Linked DNA regions of Homo sapiens: region 1 is linked to region 2. A link is a loop called in an ENCODE intact Hi-C map of the cell type or tissue named here. Cell type or tissue: HCT116. All regions are shown on one strand.

Region 1 (8,000 bases), 560 kb after region 2:
TCCAAATAACATTTGGACTGCCTTACATCCAGTAAAAGAACTCAGCAAAATACAAATAAATATGATAATATCTTAGACAGCAAATCTTCTCATCCCACAAGAGGCAGGAAACTGCTAGAGGAAGCTGCCTTGGAGAGGATTCTTTCCTCCCCTCCCGAAAGGAGCTGAACTCAAAATCTCTCCATTTCACAATAGACATTGGAGAACATTTTCAACAGTGGATTTGCACCGGTGTTTTGTGTCCTAGAAAAACGTTCCCTTCAGGTAGGTTCTAATAAGCCCCTTGAACAATTTCCCAAATTGATCATCCTGCCTTCAGAACTTCTGAATCTTCCCTTCAAAACACATACACACGCACACACACACACCCACACACATACCCCTAATCTTATTTAACACTGCTGGAAATAAAAATCTATGTTCTAATGAGAACAAACATCAGACAGAATATGATAAAAGCAAGACTATCCTAGAAACTGTGGCTTCTAAGTTAACCATAATACCTTCCCGGTGATGCACTATATAGTTTCACCATCCCCATGGCTTCATGGGCTCCCTTGGGGCTGAATGGGTCACTACATACCTTTCTAACAGGCTTCCCTGTTTCACACTAGACTAGGGGTCCCCAACCCCTGGGCCATGGACCCACACCTGTCTGTGGCCTGTTAGGAACCAGGCCACACAACAGGAGGTGAGTGGTGGGTCAGTAAGCATTACCACCTGAGCTCCGCCTCCTGTCAGATCAGCAGTGGCATTAGATTCTCATAGGAGGGTGAATCCTATTGTGAACTGCCCATGCAAGGAATATAAGTTGTATGCTCCTTACGAAAATCTAACGCCTGATGACCAATCACTGTCTCCCATCGCCCCCAGATAGGACCATCTAGTTGCAGGAAAACAAGCTCAGGGCTCCCACTGATTCTACAGTATAACGAGTTGTATAATTATTTCATTATCTATTACAGTGTAATAATAACTGAAATAAAGTGCACAATAAACGTCATGCGCTTGAATCATTCTGAAACCACCCCCCCTTCCCGCCCCCACCCTGGAAAAACTGTCTTCTATGAAACCGGTCCCTGGTGCCAAAAGGGTTGGGGACCACTGCGCTAGACCATCCTCGTCCATGTAGCATCTTGAAGGACCTCTCCAAAAGCAAATATCCCTATATTCACCTCAAGCCACCTGTATCTACCAACAGCCTACTTTCTTCAAGATCAAAGTCACACTCCTTAGTCATTTCAGACAAGGTCCTTTGTACACATGATGGCTTCATACACTCAGTGCTCCAGCAATGCAGAACTACTTGCAACTGCAGGAATCTAGTTCTTCCATCTGGAAACCTGCCTCCTTCTCTTTACCCTTCCTTGCCCTAGAGCTACTGCTGGCTTTAAAAAGGTGCTCAGGCCGGCACGGTGGCTCACGCCTGTAATCCCGGCACTGGGAGACCAAGGAGGGCGGATCATGAGGTCAGGAGATTGAGACCATCCTGGCTAACATGGTGAAACCTCGTCTCTACTAGAAATACAAAAAATTAGCTGGGTGTGGTGGTGGGTGCCTGTAGTCCCAGCTACTCAGGAGGCTGAGGCAGGAGAATGGCATGAACCTGGGAGGCGGAGCTTGCAATGAGCCGAGATCGCGCCACTGCACTCCAGCCTGGGCGACAGAGCGAGACTCCATTTCAAAAAAAAAAAAAAAAAAGGTGCTCTGGGTAGATCATTGAGAGAAAAAAAGGTGCCTTTGAAGGACGCGGCCTGGCAGTGTTCAAGGCTTGGCAAGCAGATGGCACTTTTGGCAAAAACAACAACAACAACAACCACAAAAAACGAATCCCCTTCCTCCTGCCAATGCAGCCCCTGTTAAGGCTTGGTGAGCTGAGCAAAGATTCCATTTCCACTCCCACTCACCTTGTTGGCAGGATGCCACTGTACAACCGACAGACTGCACAGGGCAGACCTGCTGTATGGCAACACGTATCCTATCCCATCATAAGTCTTCCAAACCCCGATCAGCAACCACCCCTACCAGGAAGCATTCTCTGATGCTCCTTGACATTCACACCTGGGTCTGTAATTTTTGCTTCCTTGAGCCTTGTACGTGGTTCTAGTGCAATAGTTATCCCATCTGATTATAGCTGTTATCTTCCTACCTGGGCAAAGATCCTTTGGTCAGGTACTTTGTTGGTTATCTCTAGTTCTTAAAAAGGTGCCTGAAATTTATTTGTCAGTTGCTGATCCAAAATTAAAAGCTAACATTCATGTTCTTTTAAAAAAGCACTTAATACTTCTACTATATCAAAACATCAGGTTTCCCCAAATTAGTAAGATCTAACACATTTTAGGTAAAATAAAGATGATGATGATGAAAATGGATTATACAAACTGTTGAAATTTGCTTTAATTGTACAAAGGGGACCTAACCTAATTATCAAATGATGCACATTATTACTAAAAATGATGTACTTTCACTAGAAAATAAGTAGCTGGAGGCTTGTGTTTTAAGAGTTGGAGAGAGTGAACCCAGGATTTAATCAGATTAGATTCTCTTTTTTTTTTGAGACAGAGTCTTGCTCTGTTGCCCAGGCTGGAGTGCAGTGGTGCGATCTTGGCTCACTGCAACCTCCGCCTCCCAGGTTCAAGCAATTATCTTGCCTCAGCCTCCCGAGTAGCTGGGATTACAGGTACACGCCACCATGCCTGGCCAATTTTTGTATTTTTTTAGTAGAGATGGGGTTTCACCATGTTGGCCAGGCTGATCTCAAACTCCTAACCTTGTGATCTGCCCGCCTCAGCCTCCCAAAGAGCTGGGATTACAGGCGTGAGCCACCGTGCCTGGCCCAGATTAGATTCTTCACTTGCTCTCTTGTTAAGGCTGTATTCAAAATTTCCTTTGATGTAAGTTAGTTTACTTTGTATGTTAATGGCAAGAAAATAATAAAACTAGGCTAATCTTGTGTTACAGATGAGAAAAATTAGACTCTAAGATATTAATTTTTCCAAGTTCCCACAACCTAGCTATGTGGGGAGCCTGGCCATGAACTCTTGGGTTGCAGTTCTTTTAACATTTCAGTGCTGGTTTTTAAAAGAATAAACAGCTCACCATTTGAGATTGAGTATTAATACATGATACCCAGAGGTATTTGGGTGGGCGAGCTCTCACTTTACAGCTCTTTCTCCTTCTGTACCAGTGACCTAACTTGTTTGGTGTTAGACTTTTAACAGTAAATATCTGGAGAATGTACCCCAACTTGGACATATATTTATTTATATATTACATACCTAAATTACTAACAGTTGTATGTACTTAATATTAGTAGAGCTTAATTTTGTTCACATATTTAAGGAAAATACTTTCTAGAGAATGTCCTGAGCCACAGTACAGCCACCCATCTACACAAAGGGCTAATAAACTTCGATCCCAAAGAGAGGGGTCAGCACCATCTAGTGAACCAGTGTGAAACTGCACTCTCAGGCCCAACAGGGGTTTCCAGGTTATCTTACAGAATAGGCTTAGCCAAATCCCCAGTTCCTGATCCTGAATGTTGGAGCCTAATTCCCTTGTCCCTTGTCCCTTGTGTTCTTTCATCTCCTTTTCCTTTCTTTTCCTTTCTTTCCTTTTTTTTTTTTTTTGATGGAATCAAATACTAATTTGATCTGTCGCCTAGGCTGGAGTGCAGTGGTGCGATCTTGGCTCACTGCAACCTCCGCCTCCCGGGTTCAAGCAATTCTCCTGCCTCAGCCTCTCCAGTAGCTTGGATTACAGGTGCTACCATGCCTGGCTAATTTTTGTATTTTTATTAATTTTTTGTATTTTTCTTCACGTTGGCCAGGCTGGTCTCGAACTCCTGGCCTCAAGTGACCTGCCCGCATTGGCCTCCCAAAGTGTCATCTCCTTTTTCTTTGTCAAACATATCTCTTAGCCACTGTATTGCCATTGTCATTCTATCCCCCTGGCATTACATTCATACATATTAAATAGGCTAGAAAAATGCCATAAAGTCCAGATACTTTTTACATCTACTTATGCATAAGGAAAAAAGTGCTGGTATGAAATACAAAAATAGGAATTATCAGCTATCACAAAGTGTATATTTATTTGTTTACTGGCTTATTTTCAGTTTTCTCCACTACAGTACATGAGAGCAGGAGACAGATCTGTATCTCAAATGCCTAGAACAGGGCCTGGTGCATACATGGCAAGCATAAAATAAAACGTTGAATCAATGGATTAATTGGTTATTTAAGATGGAGTGAGTCATAATGTCTAATAACAATCACTTGAAATGTAGAACTGCTAAATAGCATGCACAAAGTCAAAAGTGGTTTCTGTTTTCTCTAAGCACATTTAAATTTTGCAAATGTTTCAATAATCAACATAAATTACCATTATAAATAGTAATAAGAAATAAATGTTACAACTAATTCATTAGCTTGGTCTTACAGCCCTATATGTGCTCTTTTATAAAAACCACAAAGATGACAAAGGTCTTAAAGAGTTGTGTAATCAATCACTCATTATCAGGCTGAAAGACAGCTGATATCATCTGTCTGCTGCCTTAATGGACAGCATAGTGGGGGTAGGAAGGTGCTGGCACTTACAGTCCCTGGGCACACTCTTAGCCTTACTCCTCATTCTCATCTATATTGTTAAGATAAGGATGCTAAAATCAGCAATCTAATAACGATCACTTCAAATGCAGAACTGCTAAATAGCATACAAAAAGGCCAGAAAATGTCAATGCTCAGGAAAATTCACAGTGATGATAATAGCAGGGTAAGGTTAAGTAGACTTATAATGACAAATGGTTATTAAAGGCATTATGAGATAAGTAAACAGATACACGAACCTAACAGCCAGCCACTGTTGATCCACAAAGAGATGAACTTTGTCGATTCTGACGTTCTTGGCATAGTGCAGTCGCTTTGGCAAATCAGGAGTCAAATAGGGCTTGAAATGCTGATCAGGTTTTCGGCACTGAAAAGCAAGTAAATATTTCTTTATGATACATAAGATATGCAAATTAATTTTAAAAGTTCATCTTCTACATCAATTTATGAAGCACCTTTTAAAAGTAAGGGGATTTCAGCTTGGCTAATACAATAGGAATATTAAACCTATTATCAATGTAGTCAGATCCCCCTAGTTATTAGTTTTGCCGTTGCAATGATAATCAGGTTGCAATTAAAAATCTGATTTAACCCAGGAGGTGGAGGTTGCAGTGAGCCAAGATCACCCCATTGCACTCCAGCCTGGGCCATAGAGTGAGACTCTCTCAAAAAAATAAAAAATCTGATTTAAATTATGAGTTAATGTTTTCAGTTTTTATTCCTGGGGGTGTGTGTGTGTGTGTGTATATAACCATATATATAATATATAATATATAATATATAACCATATATAATATATAATATATAAACATATATATTATATATAACTATATATCATATATAACCATATATATTATATATAACTGTATCATATATAGTTGTATAATATATAACTATATATCATATATAGTGTATAATATATAACTATATATCATATATAGTGTATAATATATAACTATATATCATATATAGTGTATAATATATAACTATATATCATATATATCACATATCATATATATCATATCATATATACATATCATATCATATATCATATATCATATATAACTACATATTATATCATATATAACCATATATCATATATAACCATATATCATATATCATATATAATATAGCCATATAATATATACTATATATGGTTATATATTATATGTAATATATATAACCATATATTATATATATATTAAACCACTATGAATTACCCTCTTTTTTAACAGAAAATGGACAGACATCTAGATTTAGAGTGATAATGACAACTTTTGAGTCTAAATTACATATAAATATATATACCATATTAGTAGATATGAGTAAAAAAATTAAAAAGTAGTTTAATTGCACAAAAAAGTACTTTCCAACAGACTCAATTTATCTTTTAAATAACCTACATTTGCTTAGTTTTCCGATCAAGTCAATGGCTTTTGAAACCTATTATAGTCTCCCTATTTGTAAAACAATCATGGTTTCCTTACAAATTGGAGTAAAATTTTGTTTCTTTAACAATTATGACTGTATGGCATATTTTAAAATTGTAGAAATGCAAATCACATTGGTATCTATTTATGTAAAAGAAAAATGAGGTAATGAGAAATAGAACTACAAAGGAACTTTCCCTCATGACCATTTTGAGAAACAAGAAGAAAAACCATAAACAAAGGAAACGAAATTTTTCCTATTTCCTCATTTTCTCATTTATTTTAAACCACAATATATCATATATATTAACAAGTGTGTGTCACTATTATCTCAGGGTCAATTTAGATAAGAAAAATAAGAGAAACTATGAAGCACATAATTTACACAAACAAAATTTAAACAAAATATAGACAATGGGAGAGCAAGGAGAGTTTATAGAATGAAAGAAGAAAAACAAAAGTATATATTGCAAACATATTTTTGCCAGTTTTTTCTTGCCTATTTTGGTATATTTTCTAGGCTTCTTATGCTTCTACTGTTTTATTTATCATTACTTCTTTCTTAAGCCAATATTTTTGTAACTTCCAGGCAGGCACAACCTGGCAGCTGCTGAGTATGCAGCTTCCCCCAAGATGCAAGGGACTAACTATAATTTGTCCCTGTGTGTAATTGTCACACTTTCCTGGACTTTGTGTAGCCAGAGTAAATCCAGAGAAAACCGGAGGCTCACTACCTACCTGTGAAGAAGTACCGGTGATTCTTTGCATTTGAGAATTTGGAATGAAGTCTACAGAGTTGAGATACAATTTTTGACTTTTTTTTTTCTCTTTCTTTTTTTTTTTTTGAGACTGAGTCTTGCTCTATCACTCAGGCTGGAGTGCAGCGGTATGATCTCAGCTCACTGCAACCTCTGCTTCCTGGGTTCAAGCAATTCTCCTGCCTCAGTCTCCAGAGTAGCTGGGATTACAGGCATCCACCACCATGCCCGGCTAATTTTTGTATTTTTAGTAGAGAAGATATTTCACCATGTTGGTCAGGCTAGTCTCGAACTCCTGACCTCAAGTGATCCGCCCGCCTCGGCCTCCCAAAGTGCTGGGATTACAGGAATGAGCCACCGCGCCCGGCCGTTTTTGACATTTTATCTCAGAATAAATAGTAGTGATGTCTCTCATGTAGTCAGAGTGCTGCAGAACTTAAAAAGTTGCCACTTCATGCTTGGTTAATTCTGTCCAGAATAAGCTCAATATAGGCCCAGGGAACAGCACTGCTGGGAATACTACCACATGAAATATTTCCTTGGGAAGGATGGACTATGTGAAATGGTAGCCCATTTCTTTGGGCCTTTGTAACTCTAGGTCCAGTCCATATCTGTGATGCCATGCAATGGATTTCCAAAGACTGTGATACTCAATCCCCTTGCACAACTGGGATTATTAGAGATTTGCCCTTCTTCACCAACAGAGCTTCAGCTATAGGGATCATGAGGTGACAAAACAAAAAGAAAACCATATATGGATTTAGAGAGTCCACATGTTGAAAATGCTGAACTATGCATCCACTCAGCATGAACACATTGCAAGTATACACTTCACCAGAAGGGGTGGGCAAGAATGTCCACAGTTTTTACTCAAGATCGGCATACTAGAAGGTGTTGAGAGAAAAACAGAGTGATCATCACTGTAAAGAAATTCTGCTCTAATGGGCATTCTACTTGAAACTTGCAGTGGGTCCCAGATTATATTAACCACTCTTTGCTCAGCGTTTATCGTCAGTCCTTTGCACTCCATCCTCAGAGATTTTACTCCACAGGCATACCTTGGAGATATTTTGAACTCACTTCCAGACCACCACAATAAAGCAAGTCATATGAATTGGTTTCCCAGTGCACATAAATATGTTTACACTATACTGTAATCTTTTAAGTGTGCAACAGCACTATGTCTAAAAACTACATACCTGAAT
Region 2 (8,000 bases):
GCTAATCAAATATGGCAAATAATTTTACCATAAACACATAGAAAAGGTGTTAAAAACTAGAAATAGACACAAGTACTAAGACAATACTTTAATCTCTTTGTTTTGGTGCAGTAGACTTAGAATATTTACAGCAGGTTCATTAATCTGTCCATCCACTAATCCATCCACTAATCCATCCATCCATCCATCCATCCATCCATCCATCCATCCATCCATGCAAACATTCAGCATGTCTTAAGCGCCAGCCATATGTGGACACTCTTCTCTTCCTTTTATTTACTGATTGTGTGACCTTAGACAAGTCACAACCTGCTTGAATACTTTTTCTTTCCTATAAAGTAATGGCAATGATTCCTATCTATTCTTTGCCCTTGAAGTCTAAATGAAATATTCATTTGTATGTGTGGAAGAAAATGCTTTGAAAAAAAGTTCTTTGAAAACTGTGAGTTTATCTACAAAAGTAAGATATTAGCATTATGACTAACATAATTATCACCAGGAATGACCACATTCATATAAATGAGGGCCAGGAAAATAAGAAAATTTATTCACTTACATACAAATAGATCTTCCTATGGTTCTCATATGTCCTCAGGAAAATGGAGGCTAAATATAATGTCTTTGTATTTTTTGCATGGGGTTTGAGAGAACAAATCATGTGCTGTGTGATGGATAGCAACACATCATGCATTCATTCATTCATTTTACAAACATTAATTGTTCCAAACTATATGCAAAGCTCTTTGCTAGGCACCTTATGTGAAATAAAGTGTTTCGAGAAGGTAACTTAAGGATAAGTCTGTGTTGTTCCAAGTTAAAAAAAATCAATTAATCAAATTATTTCAAATATTTTAATATCCCTAATCATTTTAACAAAATCTGGATTATTGTCTTGTTCCCACTTTTAATCCCGGGTGTTGGCGTCATGTAATGCTGACTGTAGGTAATATTTTTAGAACACTCCATCTGCGTCAGTAAATGTGAGTACTTTACTTGCATTATATAATTTAATATTTGCAACAAACCTAAAGACATATCTTTCAATTTTACATATTGGAAAACTTATATGATGTGACCCTGAGGCCAGTCTCTTGGCCCCTATTTTGTACTACCTCAGCTTTTGTTGTCTGAATGCTTAGACACATTATGTTACATAAAGATTAGTAGCTCAATGATATAATGTGTTAGTGATGATTGTTCTCTGGATGGGGCTCAGGTCCTAACTTGATCATAGAGATTCAAAAAAGCTAGAATCCTGTAGGCACAGGCAGCTTTCCATGTTGTCTCTCTCATGTAACATATTTTCTCAGAATAAAAAAATTGATCTGTTTTACATGGAAAATATAGTTATACTTCCAAAAAGCTGAGAAATATTTCAAAGCATGTCAAGCCAAAGCCTGCAGCAAACCCCTTCTTTGACATCACACAATGACAGCTGTCCCAACATGTCTGTCTCTCTTGTGCTCAACAACAGTGATGTGGATCATGTAACACCACATGCTTGGGAGGCATGCCAGATTCCAAAGGCTCCTGCATCTTTCCCAACATTTACCCCTCAAGTACAGATACAAGAGTCATATAAGAAATGGTCAGTGTGGATGAGGTGGGTGGATCACTTGAGGTCAGGAGTTGTAGACTAGCCTGGCCAACATGCTGAAGCCCCATCTCTACTAAAAATACAAAAATTAGCTGGGCATGGTAGCGTACGCCTGTAATCCCAGCTACTCAGGAGGCTGAGGCAGGAGAATCACTTGAACCCACGAGGCAGAAGTTGCAGTGAGCTGAGATCACGCCACTGCACTGCAGCCTGGGCGACAGAGCAAGACTCCATCTCAAAAAAAAAAAAGAGAGAGAGAGAGAGACAAAAAGAAATGGTCAGTGTGTCATAATTCAAATGAGAGAGAATTTTTACTTATAAGAGGGAAATTCTCCTTAGCTGAATATTATAAAAATCAGATGTGATGTTCTACTTTACATTAAGTAGACTTTTCATTGACATCCATGACTGAGAGAGTAGAACATATAAGAGTCACAGGGAAGATAGACTTTGCTGGAAATGAGATGAGCTGAGAGGAGTGTTATCCATCAAGAGCTTCATTCTGAGCCTGCTCCAGTTGTTTCCAGTACAGACTAAAGGACTGAGCCTGCAGTTGTTACAAGCACAAGAATAAAATAGGTTTGGAAAACTCATTCATAACCAATGTGTAGTCTAATGATCTGCTGAAATATGCCTGTGTGGCTGGCAAGAAAGCCAAAAGTAGCCCTGTCGTTTCATTCATTGAGTCATCTAGAAGTGCTGGACAAAGTGATTTGGTATATTTACCTTTATGATTAGAACTGTTGTGTCTCCAAGATCTTCTCCTTCTATACAGAAATCTGTGTATTACAACCTAGAACAATGCAGCAAGGTAAGTCTAGATTTAGAAGGGGACCATTACTGTCACTGTCCTATTTCCTGTCATTGGTATGATTTCAAGATGCCAAGAATCTCTTTCCCTGTTGGAGGAAAGTCCAATAAACTGGAGATCAGAGGACCTTGACTCATCCCACACCGCTACCAATAAGCCATGTGTAACCTGTTATGTTTCTTCATCTCCTCCAGTAATGAATGAGAGTTTGGAAATTTTCTTCCAAATCTAGAAATCTCTGTTATTTTCTCTGAAGCTTACATTGCTTTTTATCCATGGACACTTTCATGCCTTTAGCTATTTGTTCAAATCCCTTTTATCTTGAACCTGATTCAAATGCTGTAATAAGTCTTCAAACACCCATGCTCTTGTACAAAGACTTTAGTGTTCAACTAGGACACACCATATATTTTTCAAGTTACTGAATCTTTGGAAACAAAGCAGGGTCTGGGAGATATCAAATGTGTATAGGATTTTTATTGGAAGGGAGAGGAATAATAGCAGACCTGTGATTGTTACAGACTATTTGAAGAGGTCTGTGTGTCCAAAGCAGAAGTGCAGCTAATTTCCTTGTGCTTCCTATTATTACTGTTGTCTATATTTTAAGCTATCATTGTTTTGTTGATTCGATGGTAATTCTGTTTTAAGTTTTTTGAAGTAAAAACGAAGTTTATGTTATAGAAGTTCATTGTTAATCGGTAAGACAAAACTAAGAACATAAATACCAATGATGATAAGTCATCCTTAACAAGAATCCATACTACTGAAGTACAAAATAGTATATATTCAACCATTTAATGGGATGAGGAAAATTTTAGTTATTTACCATTTTTAAAAAAGCTTAATTAGAAAAGGAAGAGCTACATGAAGTATATTAGTCCATTTTCACACTGCTATAAAGAACTGCCTGAGACTGAGTAATTTATAAAGGAAAGAGGTTTAACTGACTCACAGTTCAGCATGGCTGGGGAGGCCTCAGGAAACTTACAATCACGGTGGAAGGCAAAGGAGAAGCAAGGCACCTTCTTCACAAGGTGGCACGAATGAGAATGAACTCAGCAGGAGCTACCAAACACTTATAAAGCCATCAGATTTTGTGATAATTCACTCACTGTCACGAGAACAGCATGGGGGTCACTGTCCCCATGACTCGATTACCTCCACCAGGTCTTTCCCTTGACACGTAGGGATTATGGGGATTATAGGGATTACAATTCAAAATGAGATTTTGGGTGGGGATATAGCCAAACCATATTATGAAGACTTTTGGAAGTACTTCTGAGTAAAAGAAACAAACAAAAATCCCAAGTTTTTAGATGTGCCACAAGGTGGTGTGAAGAGTCCAGTTTAGCTTGGTTGTTTCATAGCAAGGAGAGAATAATGGAGATTAAAAGGGTAAAGTGCAGCCTCAGAGGAGGTAAAGCAGAGAAGTGGTGCAGTGGAGGTGGGAGCTGGGAGTAGGAGGTGTTTGTAAGTTAAGAAATTGGGATGGACTTGTAGTATTTTCTTCAGAGGCTGAGTTCCTCCCTTTCTTCAAAACAACAATGCTCCTCCTGGCATCTCTTCCTCTTTAACTGATAGGAATCCCTTTTTTGTTTTTCTAAAGTGTCTTGAAAGATGACTTTTATTTTTAGAAGTAACCACACAATACATACACCCTACAGCGTGCAACTTTTCTTCTTCAGCCATAAAACATTTTTGAGTTAAGAATTTATGACTATTTTTACAGAATGTGAACTGTTCGAGGACTAAAATCTATAAGCAATGATTCATACAGACTGCCTATCACTGATAAGTATTATACCTTTAATTCACATTTCTCTCTCCTTAACTTGAGAGAATTGAAAGAGTATGAAAAAGTGTAGTTGTATCGAAAGGATATCCCACAGGCTTTAGCTTGATGTAGTTGGAAGAGCATCCTTATTGAGTGTTTCAACATTTTCCATCTGGGCTGTCAACATGTGTTGCCCGAGCAGGGCAAAATTGGAGAAAACAAACCTGGAAAATCCCCTTCAGGGTATTGATTTTCCTTTTCCCAGAGAAAGGTTTGGGCATGAAAGGAAAGCCCTGCTGTTCTTACTGAAAGTCACATTCTTTGGAGTGGTTGGTTTTTCTACTGGTTTGCAAATCTGAGAGTAAGCCAGTCCAAAAAAGCACTTAGAAAACTTTATTTTCATGGTAAACATTATGCATGCCCAGGGCAAGTTCTCCTCTGTAAGATTATCATTACAGGGGCATTCCTCAAGAAGCAATTTATATATCACTTTTGAGTGAAAGAGCTGCCAAATATATAAATATTCATTTATTCTCAGTTCCATACTAGTTTCTGATTGGTCTTAAATGCCAGTGCTTTAGGAGCAGGTAATGGATACTATAGTTCTTGCCCTTTCCTGAGTTTTTCTCCCACTGGGAAAATGAGCCAGTATCCTCATGACTGCTTATGTGGTAGGTACAGCAACATAAGCACCAAAAGAAAAGTAGATCAAAGTTCCCCTGGTATTTTAAAGAGAGGGTTCATTACGTTTAGGAAAAGGTCTTTGCAGGAAGCAGAATTATAGATGGGACATGAATATTGAGCACCTGTAGTGACTCAATTTAACACTGAGATTCACAATCCTGTTTGCAATAAGCAATGTTAACAAAAACCAGCATTAGCTGAGTCTTTAGTGTGTGCTAGGCATCACTGTATGGACTCTACATATTTAATCTTCACAGAAGCCCCATGAGTTAGGTGCTACTATTATCTTTATTTTACAGATAAGACAACCATGGAATACAAGGGTTAAATGACTTGCCTAAAAGGCACACAGCTGCTAAGTGGCTGAGTCAGGATTTGCAAACAGCCAGGCCTGGTCTCTTATCCACTGTGTGATACAAGCTCTCATTTGAATGCTGTAGATAAACATAATTGTACAGGTATAAAATAAACAAACTCATTGCATCATCACCTAATCTACTAAGGAACTCATCTGTTTGGCAACCTTATGTATTTGAAATACAGTTATAAACCAGGTGGGGGAAAAACAGCTTGTGAGCGGATAAAATACACACCAAATCAAAGCACCAAAGAACAGGTACAGTATTCTTGGGAGGGTATAGCTGACCCTTACCTCAACTGTATTTGCCATTAATTAGCACATACACTGCATGTACCTGTTATTATTGTATTACACAATTTCTCTGTTGTTACTGTAGACAAAAGTGGTTTCCAAATCCAAGGAAATTCAGATCTGCTTTCATTGACATCTATATTCACAGCAGGGAATGAGTTTACATCGGGTCACTTAATGCAAGAGCCCAAATTCTTATCAATTTTAATGAACCCTAGAAAAAACATAGCCTTGCACCAGAGTTCATTAAGAAATGTTCATGCTGGTGACAATAAATCATGAAAAAAATATCAAACCACTTTTGACTATTGGTTCAAGAAGAAGAGAGCATAAAATGCTGTATGGAAAGATCTCTGTTCAAATTAGCTAATCATTTTCAAACCGATAAGTAGTACTTTGGGGAGAAAATACCCTCTTAGAACCAAAACTCATCTATCCATAGCAATATTCTTTGAAGGGTCCAAAAAGTTGAAGTTGAATATATTTTTCTACTTTTGTAAGATAGTGTGACTCCTGAAACAAAAATGCTGAGTGCCATGGCCTCGCATGGGTAGAGTTGATGCCTGTTGGGCACACAGTACCATCACACAGAGTGGGGCTGTGAGCAGGAAGGGGTCCTTCAGGGTGGGTGCAGCTTTCAAGACCCAGTCTGGAAGCAGGACCAATGGAAATTGGTTTTTCTGTCTACAGAACTTTCACGTAGCCTATTTTACCATAATAGATGTAAAAAAATTGAATATGATTCACATATTAGCAAATAAAGGTGCATAAATTATTTTTCAGTTAAGGGCTAGGGGTCCAGAAGTATCTCACCAACATCTGATAAAGTTTTAACTAAAATGCTGACTCTTTAAATAATGGACCAGAAGTCTTTGCCTGAGACACAAAAATATATAGGCACCTTTCCCTTCTTTACTTTAAAAACAGCCCTCCTAACAGCCCTCCTTTTTTACTTTAAAAACAGCACTCTGTTCAATAGAACTGTTGATTTTAGTAGTTTATCTGCTGTTGCATAGGAATCAAAACATGGAAGACATCCCCTGAGTATCCTGCCTTATCTCACATACTTATTCTGTACTCTCAGTTTTGTAAAATTAGCACTTCTTTACTGATAACATCAATTGCATCAAAACATCAGCTAAAATCAGTTTTATCCTGCTTTTTTTCATAATAACTTTATCCAGCTTTAAAAACAACAGTTAAATGATATCATCCCAGGGAGCCTCCATGGTAAAACTAGAATGAGCAAGAACCTCTTATTACTATATTCATTTGTATATGATGAGACCACCTTGCTATTAAGCTGAATATTATGCCTAGAATACATAGTAAGCCTTTTTGCTCTGGAGAAGAGATCCATGTCAACAAACACTAAGAACCTAGTATGTATCCATCCCTATACCATGCACAGAGAATATACTATTGAGGAAAAGAGAAAAGATGGATCTCAAGCAACTCAGATTCTAACAAGGAGGCAGACACAAAACTGTCTAACAAACAACATGGAAAGTGCTATAGAAGCACACTAGTGCCAGGAAGGAAGGGGTGCAGGTGCGCAGAGGGAAGTGTGTTACCCTCTGGGCAGGGCGTGGAGAGGGAGAGAGGGGAAAGGATGGAGCAATGGTTGGAGAAGATGGTATAGCTGTTAAGATTCCTAGCTCTGGAATCGTTCAACAGACCTGCACTGCAAGTGAAGCTCTACTATTTATTAGTTAGTGGGCCTTGGGCAAATTATTTATCTCTTTGTGCCTTTTCTGTAAAATGGGAATAATAGCAGGACTTTCCTACTTGGGTTGTTTTGAGTATTACTTGAGATCATGTATGGAAAATAGTAGTCCAGTGCCAGCAGACAGTTGCCCTTGATAAATGCTAGCCAAAAATGAAGAAGAAAGAGGGCTAATCTGGTAGGGGAGAGACACCTGAGGTTGGTTAAAGGATGGCTAGCCAGAAAGGGGACACAAGGTTGAAAAGTACGTGGAGGTATTATTTGGAAAAAACAAAGTGTACATAGGAACTTGGGTATAGAGTGTATCATGGATGTGAGGAGTAATAGAGTGGGGACGAATTAATACTACAGGTGAAAAACAAAGTTTGGTACATTGCCACCCCCCTCACAATTAGGAGAGAGAAAATATTATGAAAAAGAGAATAACTTATGTGCTAGAATATGTATAATACCTAAATACCTAGCACTGTCTGGATATAAAATTTGTACTTACATGAAATAAGAATTGGGTTTACTCCAGTGTAGCAACTATAAACCTCAGGCCACCATGAGGGCTGCTCATGAGACCTATCACCAGCATCTGACATGGTGGATTGTCTCTTTCACACCTACTTCACGTGGGTTCCAGGATACCACACTCTCTTGGTATTCTTCTTACTCCACTGTTTGTTAGTTGGGTCTGAGTCTCTTTATTAAACAAGCTGGTGACAAAACGTTACTGATAGCTGACTCTATAAGAATCTACCAAAATAATCA

The links. Peaks named below come from ENCODE experiments on the same cell type or tissue, not always from the same donor. Only the 100,000 strongest peaks of a DNase experiment are listed, where the experiment ranks them.
Region 1: it touches region 2 in a loop (3-fold over the local background); 2 of 110 quality-filtered maps call a loop at or near these places.

The regions. Positions count from the first base shown.
Region 1 is chr6:131,690,471-131,698,470 of GRCh38, reverse strand. It overlaps ENPP3 (ectonucleotide pyrophosphatase/phosphodiesterase 3), which reads right to left. Exons shown (of 25, transcript NM_005021.5): 15 at 4,847-4,974. Among named protein-coding and RNA genes, the nearest start is that of OR2A4, 6.9 kb to the left of the region's middle. In HCT116, a CTCF peak has its summit at 3,471 (motif pointing left); a DNase peak (open chromatin) is centred at 3,440.
Region 2 is chr6:132,255,022-132,263,021 of GRCh38, reverse strand. No RefSeq gene overlaps it. Among named protein-coding and RNA genes, the nearest start is that of LINC01013, 130 kb to the right of the region's middle. In HCT116, a CTCF peak has its summit at 3,746; a DNase peak (open chromatin) is centred at 3,735.